4 separate regions of the Mus musculus genome follow, and all the other regions are linked to region 4. The links are chromatin loops, found by intact Hi-C in ENCODE. Cell type or tissue: heart. All regions are shown on one strand.

The links. Peaks named below come from ENCODE experiments on the same cell type or tissue, not always from the same donor. Only the 100,000 strongest peaks of a DNase experiment are listed, where the experiment ranks them.
Region 1: it touches region 4 in a loop (6-fold over the local background); 15 of 42 quality-filtered maps call a loop at or near these places.
Region 2: a loop joins it to region 4, with 6 times the contacts of the local background. A loop is called at or near these places in 3 of 42 quality-filtered maps.
Region 3: a loop joins it to region 4, with 6 times the contacts of the local background. A loop is called at or near these places in 31 of 42 quality-filtered maps.

What each region holds. Positions count from the first base shown.
Region 1 is chr4:117,703,278-117,708,277 of GRCm38, forward strand. Gm34746 (predicted gene, 34746) reads left to right here. Exons shown (of 3, transcript NR_151608.1): 3 at 1-743. Among named protein-coding and RNA genes, the nearest start is that of Gm34746, 6.7 kb to the left of the region's middle. In heart, a CTCF peak has its summit at 2,256; no DNase peak of the experiment used is centred here.
Region 2 is chr4:117,881,167-117,886,166 of GRCm38, forward strand. B4galt2 (UDP-Gal:betaGlcNAc beta 1,4- galactosyltransferase, polypeptide 2) reads right to left here and starts at 2,310. Exons shown (of 8, transcript NM_017377.5): 1 at 1,936-2,310; 2 at 610-651; 3 at 149-504. The coding sequence starts at 452. Atp6v0b (ATPase, H+ transporting, lysosomal V0 subunit B) reads right to left here. Exons shown (of 8, transcript NM_033617.3): 4 at 4,902-4,979; 5 at 4,638-4,707; 6 at 4,463-4,514; 7 at 3,938-4,128; 8 at 3,164-3,475. The coding sequence ends at 3,449. It overlaps Gm12841 (predicted gene 12841), which reads left to right and starts at 2,384. Exons shown (of 4, transcript NR_168719.1): 1 at 2,384-2,549; 2 at 4,587-4,722. In heart, a CTCF peak has its summit at 2,068 (motif pointing right); DNase peaks (open chromatin) are centred at 1,805, 2,375, 3,255 and 4,295; H3K4me3 peaks cover 2,385 bases; H3K27ac peaks cover 1,784 bases.
Region 3 is chr4:117,826,664-117,831,663 of GRCm38, forward strand. No RefSeq gene overlaps it. Among named protein-coding and RNA genes, the nearest start is that of Slc6a9, 6.1 kb to the right of the region's middle. In heart, a CTCF peak has its summit at 3,021 (motif pointing right); DNase peaks (open chromatin) are centred at 3,748, 4,338 and 4,998; H3K4me3 peaks cover 614 bases; H3K27ac peaks cover 1,880 bases; H3K27me3 peaks cover 90 bases.
Region 4 is chr4:118,081,447-118,086,446 of GRCm38, forward strand. All of the region lies in intron 2 of St3gal3 (ST3 beta-galactoside alpha-2,3-sialyltransferase 3), which reads right to left. Among named protein-coding and RNA genes, the nearest start is that of St3gal3, 51 kb to the right of the region's middle. In heart, a CTCF peak has its summit at 2,367 (motif pointing left); a DNase peak (open chromatin) is centred at 2,345; H3K27ac peaks cover 1,935 bases.

The sequences.
Region 1 (5,000 bases), 380 kb before region 4:
ATGCTACTGCTGTGGGCTGGGACAGACCTTGGCTACCAAGTGTGCAAGGCACATGTGTGACTTGGTGTTTTAGCTCACTTTCCATTGCTTTGATAAAACACGGACCAAAAGCAACTTGGGGAGGAAAGGGTTTATTTGGCTTATACATCCCAGTCAGAGTTGATCGCTGTGGGAAGTGGGGGCAAGAACTCAAGCGGGAACCCAGAAGTATGCACTGAAGCGGAGCCATAAGGAATGCTGCTGGCTGGCATGCTCAACCCGCTTCTTTACAAAACCCAGAACCATCTGCCTAGACATGACACTGCCCGCGGTGGCCTAAGCCCTCCCACATTAATCAAGAAGACACTCCACAGACCAGCGTCCAGGTCCATCCCAGGAAAGCAACTCCTCCATTGACTCTTCCTCTTTCCAGATGACCCCAGTTTGTGTCAAATTGACAACGAAATGATCAATCAATCAAACAAACAAAAACTCATCACTCTTAGAAAAAGAAATTTAGTACCTTCAAGATGTCTACTTAGAGCGAGTCCAGATGGGCGCCAGCCCTTCCTGGGTCCCCAGACCTTCCACTGTCAAAAGCTCCACATCCCACCGCTTCATGTGGAACATACCAAATGATGAAATTTTGAAAGATATTAGTGGGGTGACTGCTCTAAACTTGTTAAAATTGTTATAACCTGTAATCCCGGAAAGACAATAAGATCTTCCATCAGGGAGTTGGGGGGATTAAAAGCATTTGTGCCAAGCTTGAAGGCCAAGGAAGAGTTTATTTGGACTTATGGTATTGTAGGGGTAAAAGTTCGTGTTGGGGCAATCCAACAGCAGGTAGGCACGGTGGCCTGTGCAGGAAGCAGCGAGATCAGGTCTTCAACCAGAAGCATGAGGCCTGCAAGCACACAAGGATAAACTCTCTCAAAGCCCCAAGTGACACACTTCCTCCAGCAAGGCTGCACCTCCCCAGAAAGCACCCCTAACCGGGGACCAAGTGTTCAAGTACCAAGCCAAGGGTGTTTGAATGAATCTCTCATTCAAACCATCACAACTCCTCATAGTAGAATATTCTCTGCTTCCCTGAAACCTAATGACTTCACACAACAAAATTTGATGTGCATTGCTAAAATTTATTTTCTCCATGTAGAGAAGGCTTTTTTTTTTCTTTTTGAGACAAAGTCTCACGTAGCCTAAACTTTCTCTGAACTGCATTTCCGAGGGTGACCTTGAACTTGTAATCCGACCCCTTCCAACTCCCGTGAGCCCGTGGCCAGTTTATGCAGTGCTGGGACACAGGGTTTCTTGCATGCTGGTTAAGAACTCTCCTAACGGAGACTCTTTCTAACTCTCCTAACATTCCCAGCCACAGAACACTTTTTGTGATCTGCTAATGGAGGGCAATCAAACATTTCATGGTTTACAGCTCAAACACTGAGTCCTCTGAAAACCGCATCCTTGGGAGCTGTCAAGAGGTTCTGAGTCCAACCCACAAACACGGCAGCAAAACTTCAAGGTCTGGAGCTGTGGAGCTCTGCCTTACAATATCTCACAACTCAAACTGCCCCTCCAATTTCCCCAAACTGCTGGAGACTTAGAGACAAATTTGACCAAATAAACGTGACCGCTTTCTGTAGCCCACATCCTAGGCAGGGATGTTTCCCCAAAGACCTTTACTATTATGGGGAAAATAGCAGAAGACATGAGCCAAGACGTCTGCTATTGTAAGAGTCATCTCCTTCCTAAAAACCATCTCTTGCTATCTTAATCTTTCCCTTTTCATACAGAAAAATCCATGGGTCCAGAACCCGTGGGGTGGTTTTAGATAAAGCTCGTGCCTTAGCAGGAAACTAGGGCAACTGTTGGTTTTCCAACAAACAATCGGAAACAATTCTAGCTGCGCCAGTGCTTCGGTGAGAGAGGGAAAAAGAAAAGTGGCCTTTGGCAGTCTAGACATCAGGGTAACTTATTTCTCTATATCAGCTTTTAAAGGCTACCCAAGACCCCCAGTGGATCATGTAACCATTACCAAATAGAGAAATATCTAGCGATGCCTGTAACTGGTAAACTACATTTCTAGGCATTGTCCATTCAGGACCCAGTGCCTTGATGGATGAAATAATTGCTAACGTAATGGCATTATGGCAAACCCAACTAGCTCTTTTGCTTAATACAGCCCCCTGATACATGCCAGTAGGGCCCACAAAAAGATTTCCACTACGTTTTGTTGAGGCTAGGCTATGATTTTCAGACAAAGAAACTGCTTGTATTTCCGACTTCTATCACGAGGTGGCGATCGTTCCTAACTCCCGCTACAAAAGTCTATATTGCCTCTGGGTTAGTGGCTCACTCTCTTCTGTTTGAATCTTCTTGCCTTTTGAGTAGCTTCCCCAGGAATTCAAATAGGAAGGATCTACTCTCAGAAAGTGGGGGTGGGGGTGGGGGTGGTAGTGACATTCATGTTCAACAGAAACACTCAAAGGGGCAGCAAGCCCTCTAGAATCATCCCATTCAAGTTGAACACTTGAATTTGGTACTGAAGTCATTTCCCCCCAGTAATCCACAGAGAAAGCTGAAGTAAAAGGGATTTACATTGCTATTTCTTCCGACACTGCCTCTGAACACGTTAAGTAAACGTCTTGAGAGAATGCTACTGGTTTGCAAGTATGATCATGGTTGCTCGAAGGCACCCTCAGCAGTCATCCCAGGATTGGCAAGGCTGGATTGTCTTCTTTGTTTGTTTGTTTGTTTGTTTATCTATCTATTTATTTGTTCTCTTGAGATAGGGTCTGAATAGCACTGGCTGTGCTGGAACTTGCTATGTAGACCAGGCTGGTCTTGAACTCACAGAGATCCACCTGCCTTTGCCTCTCTAGTTCCTTCCTTCCTTTTCTTTTCTTTTTTCTTTCTTTCTGAGGCAGGGCCTCATGTAGCCCAGGCTAATCTCTAGCTTCTTATTTTAGAAAAGGATGACTTTCTGATATTTCTGTCCCCACCTGCTTAGTGCTGGGATTTAAAAAAAAGATTTATTTATTTTTTTTATTATTTTGTGTATGTGAGTACACTGTAGCTGTACAGATGGTTGTGAACTTCATGTGGTTGTTGGGAATTGAATTTTAGGACCTCTGCTCACTCCGGTCAACTGGATGGTGTCAGATCTCATTACGGATGGTTGTGAGCCACCATGTGGTTGCTGAGATTTGAACTCAGGACCTTTGGAAGAGCAGTCTGTGCTCTTACCTGCTGAGCCATCTCACCAGCCCCTAGTGCTGGGATTTTAAGCACCACACACACCCAGCCCTGTGCTGGGAATCAAACCCATGGCTCTGTTAGTGGTGGGCAAACAATCTGGTCTCTGAACTACATCTCAGTTTGTATTTTTTTTAATTAATTTATTTATTATATGTAAGTACACTGTAACTGTCTTCAGACACCACAGAAGAGGGGATCAGATCTCATTACGGATGGTTGAGAGCCACCACATGGTTGCTGGGATTTAAACTCAGGACCTTCAGAAGAGCAGTCAGTGCTCTCAATGGTCGAGCCATCTCTCCAGTCCCTCAGTTTGTATTTTAGTCTTTTGATATACATCATTATGATCCCTTGTGGGGCAAGGCTCTTAGGTCATTAACAAGCCACCCATTGAGCACTGAATGGTCTATCTTTGACTAGATTAGCAGTTATTCAACTGACCTGGCACCATGATCCATAAATTCCACACTAAGAAAAATATTTGTGAATCGCAGATTGAAACAAACAAACAAAAAATTACATTCTAGTGGAACACAAGAGGAATATTGATAGCCAAAGGTATGGTCAGTCTCTCAAATTAAAAGGTAGAGCAGACGTGAAAAAGAGTCTACTGAAACTAAATTTGGCCTAACAAGGCCTCTGTATTTGAGTATACTGGAGTATGTCTACTGGAGTGTGTGCACTGGAGTATGTATACTGGAGTGTGTCTACTGGAGTGTGTGCACTGGAGTATGTATACTGGAGTGTGTCTACTGGAGTGTGTGCACTGGAGTATGTATACTGGAGTGTGTCTACTGGAGTGTGTGCACTGGAGTATGTATACTGGAGTGTGTCTACTGCAGTGTGTGCACTGGAGTATGTATACTGGAGTGTGTCTACTGGAGTGTGTGCACTGGAGTATGTATACTGGAGTGTGTCTGCTGGAGTGTGTGCACTGGAGTATGTATACTAGAGCATGTATATTGGAGCGTGTATACTGGAGTATGTCTACTGGAGTGTGTGCACTGGAGTATGTATACTGGAGTGTGTCTACTGGAGTGTGTGCACTGGAGTATGTATACTGGAGTGTGTCTACTGGAGTGTGTGCACTGGAGTATGTATACTGGAGTGTGTCTACTGGAGTGTGTGCACTGGAGTATGTATACTGGAGTATGTCTACTGGAGTGTGTGCACTGGTGTATGTATACTGGAGTGTGTCTACTGGAGTGTGTGCACTGGAGTATGTATACTGGAGTATGTCTACTGGAGTGTGTGCACTGGTGTATGTATACTGGAGTGTGTCTACTGGAGTGTGTGCACTGGAGTATGTATACTAGAGCATGTATATTGGAGCGTGTATATTGGAGTATGTCTACCGGAATGTGTGCACTGGAGTATGTATACTGGAGTGTGTCTACTGCAGTGTGTGCACTGGAGTATGTATACTGGAGTATGTCTACTGGAGTGTGTGCACTGGAGTATGTATACTGGAGTGTGTATACTGGAGTGTGTGCACTGGAGTATGTATACTAGAGCATGTATATTGGAGCATGTATACTGGAGTATGTCTACCGGAATGTGTGCACTGGAGTATGTATACTGGAGTGTGTCTACTGGAGTGTGTGCACTGGAGTATGTATACTGGAGTGTGTCTACTGGAGTGTGTGCACTGGAGTATGTATACTGGAGTGTGTCTACTGGAGTGTGTGCACTGGAGCATGTATTCTGGAGTCCTTACAACAGAGCCCACAGCGAGCATTCTAGCCCTGTATTTAGAGAAG
Region 2 (5,000 bases), 200 kb before region 4:
GGAGTGGGCAACAGAGCCCCAGGAATTGCCCTCTTTCAATAGACCTGGAGCCTTGGTGTCCCACGGTTCAGCACTCCACTTCCCTAGTCACATGGGTCAGGTCCTCTTCCCACCCCTACAATAGGTAGGCCCCTCTCTGCAGGCTCACCAAGACCAGGCGGCACGTCAGGACAGGGCGGAATGACTGGAGCTGTGGGACCAGGCCTGGCACTGGGCACTTCAGGCAGCCCGGAGCTAGCGGCAGTGGCGTTGGGCCGAGAGCAGTTGGTACTGCTGCTGGCTGCAGGGTAGAGGGCATGGGCTGGGCTTCGGGTACTGAAGCGGCTGAAAAAGGCCAGGTGCTGGGCATAGACGTCAAAGTAGAGGATGACGGCCACAAGGAAGTGCAGCAGGCAGAGAAGGAGCACAGCCTTGCAGACCCGCTCCAGCGTCCCCCCCAGCAGTCTGCTCATCCCGCAAGTGGCCAATGGCCCGCCCAATGGGCCCAAGCATCCGGCTGACAGCCTGAACAGAGGGAGAGAGAGATCCCACAGGTCAGACTAGGACAGGTGATGAGCCCCACCTGCTTCCGACTTGGCTGCTCATTCCCAGCTCCTTATCCATACTTACCTTTCATACACCTTGACACTCACGGGCTTGTTTGTGTTCTACCTGCAAACACACCAACAGGCGCTGGCAACTCAGTATCTGCTATCCTAGGCACACCCCAGCACTCAAACCACCTAACCACACACATAAACCCTCACCGTACAACTCCGTGCACGCATACCCACAACAGTACAGACAGGGGAATTTGATTACCCAGGACTGTACCTCGGCACCAAACCACTTTTATCCACAGGCTCCACCTGTGGCCCAGGGACCAGCAACATCACAGGACAGAATCCTCAACACAGGACACATGGTTTAGAGAATGGATCACTTACTGAGTGCCCATCACGTAAGGAATTCTTTATACTATGACTTCATTTAGTCCTTCCGAGGGCCATGAAGGGAAGTCACTTAGACCCATGGCCAGTTTGAGCACTCAGGTCCCAACAGCAAGCAGGCCTAGCCAACTAGGACCAGGCTGAGAAGGAGCCTTCAGCACTCAAGAGTGCCCTCCACCCAAAAAGGAGAGATGTTTAAACAGGTCCTTCCCACTGGAACAAGGGGCAAGAGCATACCCCGTGGGGCAAGCAATAGAGAGCCCCTCACCTAAGATTTCAGGCTAGCTAGCTAGCTCTGGAGCCTGATTAGCAAAGCTAGTTCTGATTCCTGAAATGGGGTACACTTGGACCCTAGAGGAGTAAAGTTCATACACTGGCAGAGGTGGTGGGGGCTGGGGGTGCCCTTGCTCGAACCAGGTCTCCCCTGTAGTTCCAAAAGGTCAAAAAATACTTCTGGCCATGCTCCTGAGAGCAGAATATCTCAAACAGTCACAAAATCACATAGACTGCTTTAGTACCAGCAGTCGGCATCCACACTCAAGGGACACACAGAGACCTACATATAGAGCTAGACACACTTGGGGTGACAGTAACATACGGAGCCACATATATCAACAAACCGCGGCTCGGACTTATACAAGCGTAGCCATACACCCAGACCCACGTGCAAGTATTCCCAACCCCTCCCTCCAGGGCAGGGGCTCTGGGTCAGGCTAGCCACCAAACTGAGGGGTGCGTCTGGGCGGGGCTGGGAGGCTGAACACGTGGCACCTCGGGACGGGGGAGGCAGTAGGACAGGTGGGTGTGGAGCCCTGGGGAGGGGTGCATGCAGTGGGGGATGTGGAAGTGGGGCCGGGGCCGAGCGCCTCTGCGAGACACAAGGCCGGGGCGAGCGAGGACAATGAGGGAGGCCGGATGGGGGCGGACGCCGGAGCCCAGGAGGCTAGCGGGATGGGGGTAGGGTGGGGTGCAGCCAGGCCGGGGGCAGCGCCGGTGCCTCGCTCACCGGGTCCTGGGCTGGGATCTGTGACGGCGCGCGGGCGGCCCCCTAGCCGGGCCGGGTCTGGAATGTCGGGGCCCTGGGTGGGGGGCCGCGCGCGCCCTCCTCTCTCGCAGCGCTCGGGGCTCAGCAGGGGGCGCCGCTCCAGCTCGGGTAGGGATCCCGGCTCCAGCAGCTGTGGACGGCTCTGTCCCCCATGGCCCGGCCCCACCGCCCGGTCAGCGGTCCCCGAGGCTCCGGGGCCACCTCCCGCCGCCGCCGCGGGCCATGGAGCCGAGCCGCCCCGGGAGGCAGGGCGGGGCCCGGCAGACCCACGGACCGGCGGACCGACGGACCACTGCGCTGCCGCCTCCCTCCCGCGCTACGGCTCCTCGGAGGGGCAGGCCAGGCCGGCGCGCCCGCGCGCGCGCCCCCGCGGCCCCCGCCTCCAGTGCGCCCGCACGCGCCGCGCGCCGCTCCGCCGCCCGCCCCTGCCGTTGGCCCTGCGCGGCCCAGCCAGCGGGGAGGTGCGTTTGCGGATGCCTGAGACCCAGGAAGGACGCAGGAATCCATCAGGTTCCTCCATCAGCTTGCTTTAGGGATGGGAAGAGACCAGGAGCCGGATGGCTAAGGCCCTTCAGGTATTTGGGACGGGGTCTGGATAGTGGGCAATTCAGAGGGTTAGGGCCTTGCCAACTCTTTCCTGGGAGCATGAGTCAAGGTCAGCCAACCAGGGCTGCCTGCTGGGTAAGACCCCTAAAGGTGTTGACTGAAAAGGACTTATTAGGTAAAAGCAGGTTGGGTAAGATTTAGGGTGGTGTTGGAATCAAGAATTGTATAGGAATAGGCGGAGCTGAACAAGGCCCTAGGAACTAAGACCATAGAAGAGGTTTCTGGAAGGGTTAGGTGTTCATACTGGACTATCAAATGTAAAACACTGTTCTCCAGGAAAATCCAGGTGCGGGGAGTTTCAGGAGTATAGCGACAGAGAGGAGAATTAGCTGTAGTGAGTTTGGGTCTAGTGCACAGGGGTCCAAAGACATAGGGCTAGGAGGATCTCAGAGCCCAGACTCTTCAATGAAGAGGTGCCAGCATTACAGCCAGCCTAGCACCCTGATCTGCCACCCAGGAGCCAGCAAGGTCCAGAGCAGAGATGATGTGTAGACAGAAAGTTACAGGAGGTTGGAGTGAGTGAACAGGTCCTCCCCTTCCTTTGTGAAAGGTGTCGCAAGGGGCCAACAGAAGCCTCACTGACTGGGACAAATACCAAGTTTATTTCACAAACACTAGGAAGATGGGCTGGATGGGGGTTGAGGGGGGCACAGGTGCACAGCTGTACACAGTCACCATCAGCAGCCCACTCCCCACACTGGGGTTCAGTCTGGACTGCAATGCCTCCAGAGTCAACAGGCAGCAAGAGGTGAGTGCAGGGGAGACCCTGAACACCAAGCCCCAGAAAGGCTGAGGGACACAGCTCCAGCTGTCCCAGGAAAACCAGCAATAAATAACAGTAGGGCACGGCCCCACCCATACAGGTCATCTAGTCACCCATCTTCACTCTGGAGGTCTGCAAAGGAAAAACAGGACAAATCAGGCAGGGACAGTGACCAGTGACAAGACCAGAACCAGCAGGCCAGTGGGTGGACAGACGGACAGACACACTATGACAGACAAACAGACATGGACAGTAACAAAGGAGCTCAGCTGTACAACAGAGAAGACAAGTCCCATGGACAGTGTTAGTGTCGCCAAGAGTCAGCCCAGTCAAGCACCCAAGTCACAAACTCACACACTGGAAAATATGAATTTAGACATGCTAGTCTACTGACAAGTGTGTCATACATACAGAACACAGACCCTGAGAGACAGAAACTCCACAAAGACATTTTCAGAGGCAGCCGAGGAAAGAGATGCTAATGGAGAGACTTAGGAAAGATGCGTGCATCTAGAGCAGGAGACAAAGGGGGACCAAGAGATGGGAAGGGGAAAAAAGGGAGGCACTTCTGTTCCTCTCTAGGGGGACTCGCACCTGAAGGATTGCAACAATGACCCCAAAGAGGCCAATGGCACTGCCAAAGATCTCCACGATGAGAATTTTTACAAAGAGGCTGGGGTTCTGTGCATCCGCCAGGGCGGCCCCACTGCCCACGATGCCCACGCAGACTCCACAGAACAGGTTGGACAGACCGACTGTGAGGCCAGCCCCAAACATGGAGTAACCTGGAGGATAAGAAGTAGCTCGTGAGGTGGAGGCAAGCAGGAGAGGAATGGTCCAGTGTGGGCTAGCAGGGCCAGTCCCACCCCAACTCTGCAGAGCTGAGACTCTCAGCTATGGAGCCAGGAAGCAGGAGTAAGTGTGTAAGGCCCAGGTGTGTACGTGTGGTAGAAGCAAGTGTGTAAGGCCCAGGCGTGTATGTGTGGTAGGGTGTCTGTCTCACTATGTCATTATGTAGTGCTGGCTGGCCTCTTAACTCACTTGGTGCTACCCCCGTCCCAGGACTGGGGTTAAAGGCCCAGAGCACCATGCCGAGTGAGCTCTATGTTACCCACTTACCTGCATGGTAGTTTCGATGGCCAATGGCCTTGGGCTCCGTAGCACTGAAAGGCTGTGAGGGGCAGAATAAGTCCTCAGAAGGCATTCCTTAATGCACCTACCTTTTCTTCCCTCCGATCTTTAGGGAAAGCATAGGCATTTCAATGGATACCCGTCCCCGCTGGTTTTCCCTTACCTCAGCCATGTTGCTGATGACAATTGCCATGATGATGCCATAGATGGCCACCGCTTCACAGAAGATAATACTGGCAACAGTGATGGTAAATGGTGGGGGAGGGGGAGGGAAACTCTTTAAGAAGGAAATCAGCCATTTCTGCAGAAAATCCCCAGCCAACTTTCCCTGACTCACATACACGCTACGATGAGACGGGTCACAAGCCAGCATGTCACCCGACCCCCATCGCAGCTAGTTTTGACATGCAGAAGCCTTTACACTTACCTAACCAAGTTCTTGGTTTTGATTCTGGGGGCTTTCACCCCACCCCCAATAATGGATGAGCCGGTTATATAGATTCCCCTGGTGAAGGGTAAGAAACTG
Region 3 (5,000 bases), 250 kb before region 4:
AACTCAGGATGAAATAGAACTCATAGAAATTCTCCTGCCTCAGCCTCTCACATGATTAAATGTTGATACATCTCGTTATACAATATCAGAATCCCAGCAGACATGCACATTCAGAACACTACCACTGGTCTCATCAGGCCTCAGAAGCTTTAAATTCAAGGAAACAATTTTACCAATTCTAATTTTTATGTGGAAGGTCTAATTTCATCTTTGGCAACAAACACTAGTGCTTTATTTCTTGGACTAACACCCTCATTCGCTCATTTTAGAGAAAAGGTCTGACAAATACTGTAGTCTGAGAATTACAGCTCATCATGTTGGGAAATCCAGCTCATGAGCTTCCAGCCATCCCAGGCCCTGAGCACACCTCCGGATCTGCCTCCTTCTCAGGGATTCCCCACTTTGGTAGGTGGGCACTCTGCTTTCTGTGTGGGTCAGCAGCCCAATATTCTAGTAAATAAACTATACTTCCCATTTTACCACACACAATATTATAAAGCCATGGGCTAAAGTGTTAAGTACAGTCAATCATTAAGTGGGGTGTGGAGGCATACACCTGTTCTCTCAGGAACTGGACACCTATTCTCCCAGCACCTGGACACCTGTTCTCCCAGCACCTGGAAACCTGTAATCCCAGCACCTGGACACCTGTTCTCCCAGCACCTGGACACCTGTAATCCCAGCACCTGGACACCTGTAATCCCAGCACCTGGACACCTGTAATCCCAGCACCTGGACACCTGTAATCCCAGCACTTGGACACCTGTTCTCCCAGCACCTGGACAACTGTAATCTCAGCACTTCCAACCTGTATTTCCAGCACTTAGGAGGCTGAGAGAAGACCAGGACCTTGGCTCACAAAGCAAGTCAGTTGGGGCTGGAGAGATGGCTCAGAGGTTAAGAGTATATTTTGCTCTTGTAGAAGACCCAGATTTGATTCCCAGTCACTGCATGGTGGCTTCCAACCACTCATAACCCCAGATCCAGGGATCTGATGCTCTCTTCCGACTGCTGTAGTCACCTCCATGCACACACATAGGTAAAACATGCATACACATAAAAAATCAGGACATCTCCAAACAAACCTAGCCCTCAGTCCCTGTTTTTTTGGGAAAAAAAAAAATCCAATGCATAGTTCCTAGTCAGTTGCCAAGTTCCTTGACCCCTATTTACATGCCAGGATTTCTACTCATTGTCACTCTGGTGTCCTCAGTGAAAATATCAGCAAGTCAAAGTGACAGCTAATGATTTGTTGTTAGCAAATAGCTTTTGCCTGTGGATGCCCTGAAAGGATCTTTGCACTTGATCAGTTAACATCTCAGAATTGCTCAAGTTAAAGAATGACAACAGCTAACCCAGGCATGGCGGTGTATACCTATGACCCCTGCAATAAGACGACAACCTCAGCACTGCAATCCCAGTCTGAGAAGGAAGGCGCAGTGTGAATTTGAGGCCAGCCTGGGTTTACATAGTCAGCTGCAGCCTCAGCCTAGATAATAAAAGAACACAATAGCCACATTTACTTTTTTGTTTGTTTTGGTTTTTGGTTTGTTCGTTTTGTTTTGTTTTGTTTTGTTTTGAGACAGGGTTTCTCTGTATAGTCCTGGATGTCCTGGAAATCACTCTGTAGATCAGGCTGGCCTCGAACTCAGAAATCTGCCTGCCTCTGCCTCCCAAGTGCTGGGGCTAAAGGAGTGCACCACCACCACCTGGCTCCATATTTACTTTAATGTGTGTGTGTGTGTGTGTGTGTGTGTGTGTGCACGCGCGCGCATGCATGCTCAGGTGAGAGGATAAGCTTAGATACTGGTCCTCCCCTTCACCTTGCTCCAGGCAGGATCTCCTTTTTATCATTGCACTTCATGCTCCAGGGTAGCTGGCCTGCTTCTGTGGATTCATTCTCCTGTCTCTGCCTCCCATAAGCATGCTGGTATTACAGACCTTCATTTACTGCTTTGGGCATCCACAGAGGTTCGGAATTCACCTCGTCAGGCTAGTGCTGCAAGCACCAAGCACTTTCACCTGCCCAGCTGGTTCTCTGGCCCATTTTCTTTTTAAAGGACTCAAAAAAAAAAAAAAAAAAAAAAAAAGCTATCACTCCAAGGCATGTAAAATGCTTTCATAAATATCTCATGGAAAAAAATGAAGACCAACTCCATCTGTGGTACTATTTGCTTTACTTCCTCAAAAAATAAAAGTCGGGGGAGGAGAGGAGGAGAATTCGGCCCCCAGGGACTGTATCAGGCATGTGAAGCGCCATCCATCATGTATGTCATGGTGAGTGACACAGTCCTGGGACTCAAAGCCTAGTGGTGCTGGGAACGCAGGGCCCTCCGCCCTTCTCTCTTCCCACAACTCCACTAGCTGCAGAATGTCCATAATACAGTCACACAGTAATGTTCTCTTTTGGTTTTTGGTTTGTTCGTTTTGTTTTGTTTTGTTTTGAGACAGGGTTGCTCTGTATAACTCTGTATAGTTCTCTGTCTGTCTGTCTGTGTCTCTACCTTTGTCTGTCTGCCTCTCTCACACACTCACTGCTGTAGCTACTCTCACACATCATAAGTCACAAGCTGAACCATGTGTATGTTACAGCTACACAGTCACATAAAAGCCATAGAAAAGTCCCAACAGCCAACAGCCAACCTCAATGTGTCCAAACCAATTCTTACTGATTCATAGTCACAGACAGACAGCCTCAACTTCACTCATGACCCTCAGAGACCAGCATGGCCCCTATGTTAAACATGGTCTGCCTCAGGTGCCCATGTTCACACACACTCTAAGCAGTCTGTACATACTCTGATAGCATAGACTTTGGACACATGCCAGCCCGGGCTCAAGTTCAATCTTTACCACTGATTACTTGTATAGTTATTTAACCTGTATGTCCTTAGCGCTAGAAAATGGAGATTACTTTTACTTTACAAATTTGATGTGAAGATAACAAAACAACCAGGCAAATGATAGTATGGTAATACTGTCTGACCCAGGGTGACCTGAGGAGTCACGGTAACTGCCATGTGTGGCTCTTGTCGCCAGAGGGCACCAGGGCTCCAAGGTGTCTGTGGAATTTGTTGGAAGTAAATGTCCCAGGAAGGCTGGGATTCCTGGCGTGTGGGGATATGTGCAGACTAGGGAGGTGTACAGGTGTATCGAGGCTGGGAAGGGTCTGGGAAACCCAGCTAGGGCCCCTGTGTGATTCTGGGCATGCAGGGCGTACTCCAGGAGAAGACCCTGACTGGGAGGGAGCATGCACAGTTCCCACACACGAGGCTCCCTTCTCCCACTCCCCCACTGGGCAAATCCTTTAATCCCACACAATGTCGGGCTTCCGCCATTGCTCCTGGCACAGAGGAATCCCAGAGACATGGGTTCCAAGTCTCAGTAGTTGAGGACCTGGGGAGGCCAACGCTGGGAAGCAGGACTCTGAGCACCAATCCACACGGCTCACAGAGACAGCCTTCCTTCCCTTTCCTGGGTTGCGCCAGAACTTCCTGACCCTGCTGTCTTTCCTGGTACGGAGCCAGCCCCAGCTGGCCTTTCCCCTCTTCCAGCCGGCTCCACACCTGCTCCCCGGGGCCAGGCCCTGGTAAGAGGCTTATCAGACATGTGTCTGGGACAGATAAGGCACACACCCCCTGTACCCCACATGCCTTATCCAGCCCTGCCTTCTCAGCTGCTTGGCCTTGTAGAAAGGCTTGCCAGCAGAAGGAACCCCACCCACCTAGGCAACAGGCCACCCTGTCCCCAGCCCTCCCTCGAGGGCTCTCTTCCCAGCAACCTCATTCCCTGTGATGTCATCACTTGGGGGGAAGCTTGGTCCATCATTCATGTCCAAGAGAAGCTGGGAAAGTGGGATCAGAAAGAAGTGCTCCCCAGGCACCAGGTCAGCAGCTGGATTGGGAGCAGGGGGCGGTGTCACAGGATCCTCCCCCAGGGTAGAGCTATTTTGGTGTTGGCTGCTTCACACATAACCATTCCTCTTCCTGTCCTCCCCATCCATAGAGGCTCTGGGTTCATTGGGAACAGCAACAGTGGGAAGAATTTATCCCACCATAGGGAAGCACTGGGTAACCAGCCTCAGGTCTGGAGCCAGCCCTGCCCTCCTCAGGGAGACTCGATATTTGGGAATCCCAGGGACCTTCCATCCCATTCCTTGGAACAGCACTGTGGAGGGAAGGATCATTGGAATGGCCAGTCTGATGAACATAGCACCTTAGCATAGCCTGCTGGTGACACACATTGACTTGTGGATACCGCTCCTGGTGACATAACAGCACGGTATCTATGGCATGCCCATGAGCTCAGTATCACTGCCATGTTCTTGGCTACACATGGACCCCAGACGGCCTTGTATTGGACTATACACCAACACTCCAACAAGGATACACATCGAGAACCCCATGTGTGGACGGGGGAGACCCCTCTTTCTCGGAGCCACGTTCTCAGAGAGTGACATAATTCTCAGCACACGGTGGACACTCAGAAATATTTGGTTAAGTGCTCGCTAAATTTTACAGGTCCTGAGGAAAAGCCATTCTAACTGCGGCCCCTCTCCAGGCCTAGGTGGGAGCATGGAGGGTTGGGTGGGGGACATCTCCACTTTTGTCACTGCTACCTCCAGCTCACTTCAATCATGGCTACTCCTCGGCTTATACCAGTCACAGAGAGCCACCTCTCCTCTTCTCTGGTGACCTATGCCAATGGTGTTCTGCAAGTTGGATGCCAAGAATGTTTAGACATCGTATACTTGTTCAGCATCATGAGTACAGACTTTTGAGTCCTCCACAGTGCTGGGAATGCTGGCTTCCTTGGCATTGTAAGGCTCTGTTAAAGGCATTTAAGAATCTAGGCATTGACTGCTCTGGAGACTTGGAAGGCTACCTGGACAGGGCCAAGGTTGATGCTTCCTGTTTGCCTGATGTCATTTGTGGCCACTGAGGTCCTGCCTGGATTGACTTAAGCTGTCATGAGCGAGGGTGACATAAGATGACCCAAGA
Region 4 (5,000 bases):
GTGTGTGCACACGAGTGTTCCACGCCATCCAAAGCCATCTCTCTTTATCCCAGCCATGTGTGACAGCTGCGAAGTAGTCCGTCCCCAGCAGGTTCATGGCCTACAAGCCCATTTCCAACACACTGGCACTGAGAAGTGGGTGGTGGGGCAATTTAAGAGGCAGAGCGTACTGGAGGGCAATTGGGTTTTAAAAGTACCATTTTCTCGAGGGTTAATACTTGCCAGAGAGAATATGTTACAATAATACGAATCTGGGAGCCCGAAGTGTTGATGCACTGCCTTGATCGCAGCACTCAGGAGGCAAGGCAGGCAGAGCTCTGTGAACTAAGGCCAGCCTGGCTTATCAGTCCAGTTCCAAGCTATCTCTCACTAAGTAGTCAGGGACAATCTTGAACTTCTGTTCTTCCTGCTTCCTTACCACAGCACCTGGTTTATTTAGTGCTGGGGACTGAACACTGATTTTCATACGTGCTAGGTGGGCACTCTCGACCACCTGAGCTGCATCTCCAACCCTGAAAACTATAACCCCACATAAAGTATTTTGTCATAGAAATGCAAATGGATTAGACACCATGTCGCGCATCCCCCTTTCAAGTGACTTGGACACCGTGGCAGAGCTACAGGACTCTGCAGGATGCCACTCAGATGCCCCAGGAGAAACAAGATCTGCTCATCAGCTGCTATGATCCCCCAGCTGTCAGCACTCTGGACTGACGGGCACTGTCAGCTCTGAGGTCTCGTACCCTCTCTGGGGCAGCCCTGGACCAACGGATAGTGGTGACCAAGGAACTACAAAAGCAGACTCCCCTCCCTCCATTTAAAAGGACCGGCTCAACCCCCATCTCCACGGGCACAGTGAGGTCGTTACTGAGAGCGAACCATACGTGACTTCTTACGTGAGTGTCCCTTGCATTTCTCTGCCTCCCTTCCTGTCCTTCCGGGGGCTGCTCCCACAGCCGCGCCCTGGTGAGCTTACCCCACCTGAAATTTATCTCAGAGTGTGCCTCTCTCAACAATACCACCTTGCCCACCTGCCTCACCTGAGCACTGACACCACACCTTCCCGTCAAAAACACGCGGAGACACACTGGGATGAGAGCTTTAAACCCGAGACTGCAGAGATCTAGAACTCACACAGTAGATACATGCACATGTACACAAACAATTAAAAAAAACTATTTTATAGAGGGTAAACAAGGCCATAAGTACTTTGTAAGCCCCTCTGAGAAAAAAAAACAGCTTTAAAATGGTTCTAAATAAATATTTCTACCTTGCTTGCGACCAAACAAAAACAATTACTAAATACATAAGAAAGAGTCACAAGTCAAGAAGCCAGCAATAGCACATGCCTTTAATCTCAGCACTCAAGAGGAAGAGGCAGGTGGATCTCTGTGAGTCTGAGGGCAGCCTAATCTACATAGGGAGTTCTAGGACAACCAGGGCTACATAGAGAGACTGTATATCCAATAAAAACCAACCAACCAAACAAACAAACAAAAATAACCCACTAAGAATCTATTACCCATCTCTGCTGGTAACTGATATTTTTTTAAGATTAATTTATTTATTTTACGAGTATGAGCACACTGTAGCTGTCTTCAGACACACCAGAAGAGGGTATTGGATCTCATTACAGATAGTTGTGAGCCACCATGTGGTTGCTGGGAATTGAACTCAGGCCCTCTAGAAGAGCAGTCAGTGCTCTTTACCGCTGAGCCATCTCTCCAGTCCAACTAATATTATTTTAATTATGAACATCTATTTTAAAATGTTTTGACATTAATGTATATATTGTGTGTGTTTATGTATGTGTGGGTAAAAATGCATGTGGCGATCAGAGGACAACTTGCTGGAGCCGGTTCTTGCTTCCACTAAGTGTGTTTCAGGGATCGTGCACAGGATGGCAGGCTTGTGGCGAGTGTCCTTCCTCACTGAGCCTGTAATCAGCTATTTCCAATGCTCACCACGGTGTAGTGCTAAGAGGTTTACTTAGATTATCTCCCTGATAATCTTAGGTTCGAAGCGTAGGAACATAAGCCCAAAGCTGCAGAGCCAGGACTCAGTGTCAGGCAAGAGGCTCTGAAGCCTCAGTGATTGTGTATGTGCTAGCTTGCTGCACCACCCCTAATGTCTCCCATACTGCTCTGTAATCCACTGGACAGCCTGTAAGAGAGGAGGGAAGGTGACTCGGAAACCCACCCCTTCCCCTCTCACCCCTCTCACCTCTGAGGTCGGCTCGCACAGTGCCCTGACTCCTAGGTGCACACAGCTGAGTTGAAGGACAGTAAGCAAGCAGCAGCTGGACTTGGCCAAAAGCCATCCGTGCTATTGCAATCAAAGGGTTCTGCTGCCCCCTTGTGGCCCAGGCCGACTGCTACTCCGCGATGCTCCAGTACAGAGCTGAATACCATATAAAGGCACTTGGCCACCAGACACTAATCAGTAGGAGGTCACTCTGATTGGCTCAAAGTGGAACAGATTTAATAACTCAAAAATGTGATTTTGTCACTCCTCTGTGCCAAATACTGCTCATAATAAGAAAGCTCATAATAATGACACGTTAGAGCCCAGAGGAAAATGTTTCAAAACTATTTTATAATAAAAGGAATGGAATAACAAGTTGCACTGACTTTGAATGATGACAAACACTTTAGAGCATTGCCAGACCCATGCAAAACTCCTGACACTTTTGTCTTGCATCTGAAGATACATTCTAGAAACCTTTTCCTACCAGTACATAGAGGCCCTCTAGCTCCAGCCTCAGACTCACTAAATGGGAACCTAATTCATTAATTTGTTCCCTGCTGATAAACACCTAAATAGCTGCCAAACACTTGCTACTAAAAAACAAAGAAACAATGTCAGGTTAGAGAGATGGCTCAGCCTCTAAGAGTACTCACTGTTCTTACTGAGGACCCAGGGAATCTTCTAGCCTCTTCTGGTCTTGGGGCACCAGGCACACACATGGTACACAGACACACGTGCAGGCAAGACACCCACACACAAAAGAGAAAAGGAAAAATGACAGTGCAAGCAAACACACAGAAAATCCTGCAGTGGGTAACTCTGCAGGAACGCTGTGGATGAACTCTTGGGAGTGGGAATAGTGGGTCACACAGCATGGTGAGAGCATGTATGCACACAGAAACACATAGAGAGACACACACACATATACACACACAGACACATACACAAACACAAACAGAGGCACATGCATATACATACACACATACACACACACACATAGATGCATACACACACAGACACACACATGCTCTTTGGCACCCTCTCTTCCTCCAGCCCGACTCTCCCCAGCACTCTCTCACACCTTCTTCAGTCTCACAGACTCCCTCCCCCCCTCCCTCTCCCTCTCTCTGTCTCTCTTCCCAGCACTCTCTCTCACCTTCTCCAGTCTCACAGACACACATTCTCTCTCTCTCTCTCTCTCTCTCCCTCTCTCTCTAGCACTCTCTCTTACTTTATTCAGTCTCACATCTCCCAGCTTTCTTCCTGGAAGGCAACCAAAGTTATTATTTCTAGATTTCGTGCTCACAGTTATTTTATACACACGTATGCAAATCTAGATGTGATCTAGGCTTATGTATAGATAAACATGAACATATGTACAATTTCCCACCCTCTTCTGAATAAATGAAGACATTTATACCCAAAATAGAACAGTGTTAACGGGACTCTGTAGACAGCTACCTTCAAGATCATGCTGCGGCTTCAAACATTTTTCAACTTATATTTGGGCCTTTTGCCAGCCCACTGCTGGGGACTCACTGGGGACGACTAGACTAGAAATACTGGTTTCCACCAAAGCCTTCTGGATCTGAGGTTCTCACCAAGTTCACTGGGCCAGAGATGGGGGTGTGGGTGTTGGAGAGATGGCCCAGTGGTTAAGAACGCAAGCTGCTCTTCTAGAGGGCTCAGGTTCACACACACACAAACACACACACACATACACACACACACACACACACACACACACACACAGCAGCTTACGACCACCTATAACTCCAGTTCCAGGAGATTCAACGCCTCTTCTGGTCCCCTGGGGCACCAGGAATCTAACAGCACACAGATTACATAAAAGCAAAACCGCCACTTCTATAAAATCAAATAAAATTTAGGAATAATAAAAAATAAAGTTGTCTTTTTCATAATGAATTTTTTAAAGATGTGTGTGTATACTCTATTTGAATGTACACCTGTGTGCCAGAAGAGGGCATCAAATCCCATTCATTATAGATGGTTGTGGTTGCTGGGAACTGAACTCAGGACCTCTGGAAGAACAGCCAGTGCTCTTACCCGCTGAGCCATCTCTCCAGCCGTCATACTGACGTTTAAGAATTGTGCTTTCACATTTCCCATCTTTATAATGAAGTTAAAAATTCATCATTCAAGAAACTAATGAATGTTTCCTTGTGTTCTGTTTTTTCTCTTTCACTTTGAAGTGTTGGGAATCCAACCTGGGAAGATCCACTTCGTGGATGCAGGCAAGTATTCTATTACTTCTATACATGCCTGGCCTTGATCTTCTCTGTATTATGTCTGTCTGTCTGTCTGTCTGTCTGTCTGTGGACATATTCCCATCTAGGTGGAAGCTCGTCGTGTGGAGCAAAGGCATCTGGAGGACAACCCCAGGTCTTAGCCTCACACAAAGCCTGGCCACTGCCTTTGAAGCAGGGTTTTTCATTAGCCTGAGGCTCGCCAGTTAGGTAATCCTGGCTGCAATGGAGCTGGGCTCCAGCTTCCACTCCCAGGGCTGGGCTGCTGCGTGCACACTGATACCCTGGTACTTTTTACATGAATTCTTGGGAACTAAACTCTGGTCCTCGTGCTCAAAAAGCAAGAACTTCACCAACCGAGCCACCTTCCCAGCCCTGACTGGTCTCTCTGTAGCGGTACGTCACCGTCACCACCAAGCTGGATACGATGTCTTATGCTTATAACCCTGACACTGGGGAGGCTGGAGCAAGGCAAAAGCCAACCCG